Regions from separate parts of the Homo sapiens genome. Here region 1 is linked to region 2. The links are chromatin contacts, found by Hi-C or POLR2A ChIA-PET in ENCODE. All regions are on one chromosome and are shown on one strand. The core of a region is the stretch at or near the end of the contact, and the rest is flanking DNA. Distances in the headings are between cores, read along the strand shown. Region 1 overlaps COBLL1 (cordon-bleu WH2 repeat protein like 1). Region 2 overlaps COBLL1 (cordon-bleu WH2 repeat protein like 1).

Region 1 (3,925 bases), core at 232-2,731, 89 kb before region 2:
GAACGATAGGAGCTCAGTTATGCAGAGTATTGAACCGAGTAATTAATATTCATTTTTATAGCCATTAACCAACGAATTGTTATTAAGACACCATTAAATACCACACCATTAAAATTACTATTTTATACCTCTCAGCACTCTATTATAAAATTCCATTCTTGGTTTGAGCTTCTCATTTAGGATTATTCCCTGCCATAGTATTTTTGAAAGAAATGTGCATTTCATTAAGAGTACTATATAAGTGAAAATTCTGAATAACATTTTCATTTTATATCTAGAGAAACCAAAAACTTTGTCCATCACGGGCAAGGTTGTTTAACAAGACATAAAGGGTATATTATTTTTTACAACCTAAATATCCCCATTTGAATAATTACAGCAGAGTGCTATTTTATTTATAGAACAGGTTGTACGTTTGAGAGTGAAATAGTCATTAATTGTGTGACTAGTACATAAGAATTCATACTCATTTGTGTCAACACCCTGAAATCTAAATTGTCAATTGCCTTGCTATTTTGATTCCAGACTTCACTTGGTAGAGGACATTAGTCTTTTGATGTGAACAATAATGAGCTGAAGAATAAGACCAAATAATGGAAGGTGTTTTCTTCTAGCTCATGAAAGAAAAGATGAGAATTTAGAGGTCTCAGAAATGCAAGAAATCCAATTGTCATGTGGGCACATAGGAAAGAAAAACAAGTATGAGTATTCTTTTATTCTTTCTTCCCGGTGTTTTTTGAGTGTTACTCTTCAAAATGGTTACAAAACTGCAAATATTATGGTAGAAATCACATTTGTCCTTTTTAAAAAAATAAATGTTTTTGGCAACAAATCGACATTTTACATTATTCCCATATAAGATGAAATTCTAAGCCAGAATTTACCATGAGAAAAACCTTAAAGAAATGGGCCGGGCATGATGGCTTATGCCTGCAATCCCAGCACTTTGGGAGGCCGAGGTGGGTGGATCACTTGAGTTCAGGAGTTCGAGACCAGCCTGGCCAGCATGGGGAATCCCCGTCTCTACTAAAAATACAAAATAACCAGGCATGGTAGTGCATGCCTGTAATCTCAGCTACTCTGGAGGCTCTGGAGCGAGAGTCTCTTGAACCAGGGAGGTGGAGGTTGCAGTGAGCCAAAATCATGCCACTGCACTCTAGCCTGGGTGATAGAGCGAGACCCTGTCTCAAACAAACAAACAAACAAAAAACAAAAAACCCACAAAACAAAACAAAAAAGAGAGAGAAACAAAAAAAAAAACGAAACAAAGACAAAAAACTTTAAAGAAATGATCATTTAATGGGATCAAGTATTCCATAAAACATTTTAAGTAAGCCTAATACTCTACATTTAACTCTGCCGGCTGCCTTACAGTTGTCTGATGCAATGAAACAGTGCACTTGGCACTCTGGCATTTAACAGCATTAGTTTTGGTTTCAAATAAAACTGGTCCAGCAGGAAGTCAGATAGCAGCACTTGGCAGGCAGCTACTGTAGAGTGAGCTTGGAGACAGGACCTGGACCTCCATCTGTGCTCTGCCACTTACTGGCTTTAGGCACTGTTTCCCCTCTCTAACCCACAGTTTCTTCTATTGTGGAAGAGGATAGTAATACAGAATGAAAGTGTGAAAATAATACCAGTATATGCCAGGCATTTGGCTTATGTTTGTGAAATCTTAAATATTATCTACATTGCTAGAAAACAGGCGACTGTGATGTGGACATCATTATTGTACTATTTTGAAACCAGTGAAGGACAGTACACTCCCTGTTCTCATTTGCCTCTCCCAGGAAGTGGAGGATGAAGTTGGTTAGAAAGTTCATAAGTCCACTGTGAAACTTCTTGTGCCAGATGCAGGGAACTTGTTCTTGGCACATTGAATGCAAAATGTGTACTAATCTCAATGAAAATCACATTCCCTTTTAGAGGAGAAAAATGCCCCCACTGAGATTAGGAATATGCTACCAAGGTGATTGTAACTTCCTCGCTTCACCATTCTGGTGAATATTTCACTTTTCTCTTATGTAAGATGAAAGTAACTCTAACTGCATTTCTTTGATTTTGTTAAGACTGATATGCAGTGACTGAAAATTTTCTATGGTAAAGTCATACACGAGCATCATTACTCAAAGAGGAGGTAGGAACTTGAGACACCCATTCTAATCATAGGTTATCATATATTGAATATACTTTTTTTACACATGGATTAAAATCAGATTTCCTACCTCCTGTAAACAAGAAATTGAGGTATTATACTTTACCACAAATGCTGTAAAACTGTCAAGAAGCTGACTTCAGTTATTGAAAAGAGCAAGAGGAATCTATAACTTCTGACTCCTCCATCTCTCAGGATGACTGCAACCACATCACTTAGTACAGGGGATAAGAGTGAGTGGCATTTGTTTCAGGTTGTTTAAAGCTGTAACTCTTTCAGCTATGGTGGCAGCATGATGGCATAGTCTGAAAATTAGCCTCACGCACCCTTGACTAAAAGCTTTTAATAGAGTAAATACAGTCAAATGGATTTATTGATTTGTATTTTTTTCTGGATTCGCTGCTTGTTGTAATATAGAAACTTTAAAAAATTTTCTTGCAGGTTAAGTTTTGATGTAAGAAGAAAGTGATTTTGTTCTATAATTTCCATGTACTGTACAGCAATATTTTCAATGCAATTGGCTGCTATCAAAATCTCAACATAATTAAGATCTATTTTTTTTCCTAAGTAAACGTAATGGAAATTTTCAGGTAGAATAAATTATAACCATGCATAAACTCTGCACTTGGAAAGTTTCTTAAGCATCAGGGTGCTCCTGGTAAATTTACCTTATAATAAATATGTTTCACAAGTAGTATATAAAATAATATGGAGCCTTAATTGCTTCAGAGATTGAATGAATATTTGTAAATTTATTCAAATTTCCACTAATTAAAAGTATCAGGGTCACAGTAATTTAAGAACAGTGACCAGTGGCTTACAGGACTCTGGTTATGCAAGCAATGAGCATTTATGATTCACCAGGTACTGTGCTAAATGCATGACATGTTGCTATATTTAATGGTCACATCCAACCCACATCCAGTAGATGTAGATGTTATCCAGATTGTACAGAAGAGGAAACTGCAGCTTAAGGTATGACTTGTCTGGGGTCATGTGGCCAGGCAGTGGTAGATATGAGCCTGGAATCCAGATGTCATTTGGAATCTATTTGCTTGACCACTTTGCTTTTTGACAACTTATAGACAACTTGTAGACTGGCTTTACTGACAAAGCCAGTAAGATAAGAAATAGCAAGAGTGATCTTAAATGGAACTGAACACTTTTTTTTGTATTTTTAATATTTTTCCAATTACAAAATAAACATGCTTGTCACAGAATGTTTGAAAGCAATAGGAACATGTAAAGAAAAATAATTTTGCAAGCCACCTAGAGATAAATAACACAATTGACTTGCATTTCAGCCTTTCTTAAGATGTATTCTGATTTATAATTTAACATGCTGTCTGTAAAAACAACTCCCATGGTCACATAACTTTGGGAAAGTGTAGGTTTTAAAAAGTTAAAACTGTTAAACTGTTTTCTTCTCTCCAGACTTTCCCAGAGATTTTAATATGTGAACGTGCATAATGGACTTTCAAAATGGAAACTTAATAAGTAACGCTTTCCCAATTTATTTATCCCAAATAAATATCTTGAAATCATTGTTTTTTCAGATATATTTTAGATAATGCTATGGATAGATTGCATCCTTCTAGACTTTTTTTTTTTTTTCTTTTTTGGGACAGAGTCTCACTCTGTTGCCCAGGCTGGAGTGCAATGGTGAGATCTCCGCTTACTGCAACCTCCACCTCCCAGGTTCAAGCAATTCTCCCGTCTCAGCCTCCCAAGTAGCTGGGATTACAGGCATACACCACCATGCCCAGATAA
Region 2 (3,500 bases), core at 453-2,952:
AGTACTATTTCTTATGCCTTTATTGTGAAGAATACTATCAATGTTTGACGGAAGTACAGATTTCAGAAACTTATATGCCTCAGTTCACTTTTCAGAAATAAGTTTCCCACTCAAAATGTGTTCTTGGGGAATATTTTTGGAAAGTCCCCCCATAGATCTCATGCACAGGTGGGCTCAGGATGTTCTATTTTGGGGAATGTGAGTGCACAGTGGTATCTTCAGAAGAACGCACTTGTTTGTACATTGATTTTCACCAAAGAGCTTGTTCAGATTAGGAAACACAGTGGGGTTGGCGGTGGTCACAGACTTTATGCTCAGGGAGAAACTTATTATCCTGAATTAGGTTGGTAGCCATCTGCCAGCTCAACTATTTTTGGTACCAGAACTTAGTGATGCCATCTCTTTAATGACCAAAAGTCACCATGTCTCTACTATCTTGCCTTTGTGAGGCTCTGCTTACATTGGGCGGGGGTTGCCATGCTAACCTGAAAACTCTTGGGCATTTCTGCATATCCTAATATCATGGATGGTTGGACTGAAAGAAGGAGGAATTAAAATATTTAATTTATATATAAGATACAGTGTAGTATAGATGTATGTGTGTGTATGTCTATGTGTATGTATGTATATATGTTTGCACACATATATAAATGTGTGCGTCTGTGTATAGACTGTGTATACCAAATCCAAAATCTCAAATGCTTCAAATTCCAAAACTTTTTGAGTGTGAATATGATGCTCAAAGGAAATGTTTATTGGAGCATTTCAAATTTTGGATTTCCAGATTAGAGATGCTCAACTCGTGTAATGCAAATACTTCAAAATCTGAAAAAAAATGTGAAATGTAAAACACTTCATGCCTTAAGAATGTTGGATGAGGGATACTCAACCTGTTTCTGTGTGTCTGTGTATCATGTATATAATCGATAAACATCTTTTTCACCAGTCAAAGCAGTTCCTTGCCTTTCTAGAAATGAACATTAAAGGACTACTGTTACAGAACTCGTGGCTCTTCTTCTCAGAAAATGCTATACTTCACAACAGCATAAGCAGTGGTGTCTGCTAGTACTTGGGAAAAGTTAATTTTTAATGAAAGTGAGCTTATAGACTAAACAGATATAGAAACCACATAGAATAAGGAAATATGTGGGTACATTTGTATATGATCTGTATATGGTCTTCATCTTATAGTCGGGTATCAGCTTCATAGGTAATTATTCCTCATTGAATAAGTATTAGTTCCTTTTTCCTCTTTTCCCTTTCTCCAGGCTAAACTTTTAAAGCAAAATGTTCATTTTGGGAAATCTGAAAAGATTGACACGAATCCTTCTTAGCCTGTTGAGAGAGCATTCAATGGCATGCTATCACACTTTCCTACAAGAGGGAGGAAGAAATAAGCACCATTTATAACAGAGGAAGATATTTCTTTTACGCCCTTACCACAAATAGGAATTTGTTTTGATTGGAGCACATGTGAGATGTCATAATTGAAAACACAAAGAAAGCACAGAACTCCAAGCTAGAAGTCCCAACTAGAAGTTACAGTTTGTTCTAGACTTGCTGTGTGATCTCAAGCAAGTCACCTCACCTCTCTGGGCTTTTCACATAAAATAACCCAGAGACATGTCGCACATGCTTTTCAGCCTGATTTACCTGTCCCATAGCACCAGTTTACAGCAGAGTTGAGCCTAAGCCCGCGGTTTTGCCTGGCATAGGGTTGGTCCGCTGAGGAACTCGGGAGCATTTTACATGGATTACAGCGCCACCTATTGGGAAAAAGTAGACTATGAAAAATGACAAGATAAAGGGATCGGTGTGGGATTTTTGCTGAAAAAACGAGAGTAACAACAGTATGGATCTAGAAAAATTTCTGAAGTTCACGTCATATTTATATTTATTGAGAAGTGTCCAGTGATGACAAATGTGTGATAAATATATGTTTATAGCAGGGTAATTTTTTTTTAACTGTCAAAAATCTATAGGGTGGTACAAACCATGTTTAACTATATAAGATGCTTAAATTTTGGTTTAGATCCTTATTCTGCTGTAATTGCCTAAAACAAAAGTTGGCATTTTAACTGTGCAAGTACCTAGACATAACAGTACTACTTGAGTTTTTAATCGGTACTATTTGAGTTTTTAATCATCCTGTCATCTAGGTTCTGTCATTGCCCTCCCATGTCCCCCATGGCTCTGAGCCCAGGAGAATGTCAGCCTCTGTCACCTGCCTGCTCCCCTGGTTGGGAAAGGGGTGACAAAGTATTCACAAATGTCCTCAGAACATTGTTCCTGGCAGGGCCACCCTCTTCCCTTTGCTTTCCTGGCGTCTACACCTTATAATAATGACCCTTTTTAATTTCAGTTTTTTAACTTAATTTAATTTTTAAATTTTTCTAGAGACAGGGTCTCACTCCATTGCCCAGGCTGGAGTGCAGTGGTGTAATCATAGCTCACTGCAGCCTCAAACTCTGGGCTCAAGTGATTGTCCTGCCTTGGCCTCCCAAAGTGCTGGGATTACAGATGTGAGCCACCGTGCTCAGCACTAATTTTAGTTTTTAAATTTTTGTGATTACAAGTGCAATAGTTAGATGTTTTAGAAAGTTGGAAAATACAGATAAGCCAAAAAATTGTAAATGCAATTTCATTAAGCAGGCAGATTGCAACTTCTAACATTGCAGTGTCTAGCCTTTTATTCTTAGGCATGCACATATATGTACACCCATCTATATGTGCACTTCTTTTTTACAACAATATGGTATTATATTGTACGTGCTATTTGTAACCTGCTTTTTTTCAGTTAATGATTTCCATCTTTCATGTCAATAAAATGTTATCCTTTGTCTATATTCAAATTGCCCCAATTATAGTGAGATATATTTGTAGTATTTTTGTTTTTATAAGGGGCATGTATGTGTGTTTAGTAGGTGTGTTCTTAAATCACAATTTTTATGATGGTAATTATTTATAATTAGCTCTGAGTATAACACCTAAGATAAACAACCAGATAGAGTCCAAAGTGGTGACTTTCTAAAAATTGTGGGGCTTTTTACATTTAGTAATATCTATTTTTAGTATGTTAAGAACTTATCAGCTTAGTAATCTGACCTATTACTATTTATCTTCAAATCTTAATTTCATGTGTTATTTTCTTCAAAATATTTCTTATAGCATAATAAGCATTCTCAATTTTGAGAATGGGTCTATTTGTTTCGTGTACCTGGTACATTTCATTTCTTGCACACACAGAGAGAGCACTGCTTCATTCCTGAACTCATTACTGAACTACATGGGTTAGCATAAGATTGATAAACATCAGCAGCAATAGAGAATGTTTTAAAATTTCTGTACTATTACTGGTATGTGTAATTGGGTTGTTGGTGTGCACTTACAAGGTACAGATATGAAACTAATCCAGGGAATTGTTATTTATTTCTGAAAGAAGTGGGAAATCTCATAGGGATTTCTTCATTTCAAAGAAGAGCTTTTAGAGTCTTAAAAAA

Evidence for each region. A loop is a pair of places that touch in the nucleus more often than their neighbours do. ChIA-PET counts read pairs that join two places held with the same protein, here RNA polymerase II (POLR2A). Pooled maps may share reads with other maps.
Region 1: a map of MCF 10A shows a loop between it and region 2 (7-fold over the local background). The contact joins two enhancer-like sites. A Hi-C loop is called at or near these places in 7 of 168 maps with a recorded cell type or tissue (HAP-1, MCF 10A, heart right ventricle and 4 more) and 4 of 50 pooled maps. POLR2A ChIA-PET finds 5 or more read pairs at or near these places in 2 of 52 experiments (BJ and MCF 10A).

What each region holds. Positions count from the first base shown.
Region 1 is chr2:164,824,232-164,828,156 of GRCh38, reverse strand. The region is part of intron 2 of COBLL1 (cordon-bleu WH2 repeat protein like 1); the gene reads left to right. Among named protein-coding and RNA genes, the nearest start is that of COBLL1, 16 kb to the left of the region's middle. Within about 2 kb of position 1,481, at least 11 of the 41 ENCODE cell types and tissues checked have a DNase peak (open chromatin) inside an H3K27ac peak, as active enhancers do; they include heart right ventricle, where a contact is called at or near this core.
Region 2 is chr2:164,736,058-164,739,557 of GRCh38, reverse strand. All of the region lies in intron 3 of COBLL1 (cordon-bleu WH2 repeat protein like 1), which reads left to right. Among named protein-coding and RNA genes, the nearest start is that of SNORA70F, 50 kb to the right of the region's middle. Within about 2 kb of position 1,702, at least 5 of the 41 ENCODE cell types and tissues checked have a DNase peak (open chromatin) inside an H3K27ac peak, as active enhancers do; they include heart right ventricle, where a contact is called at or near this core.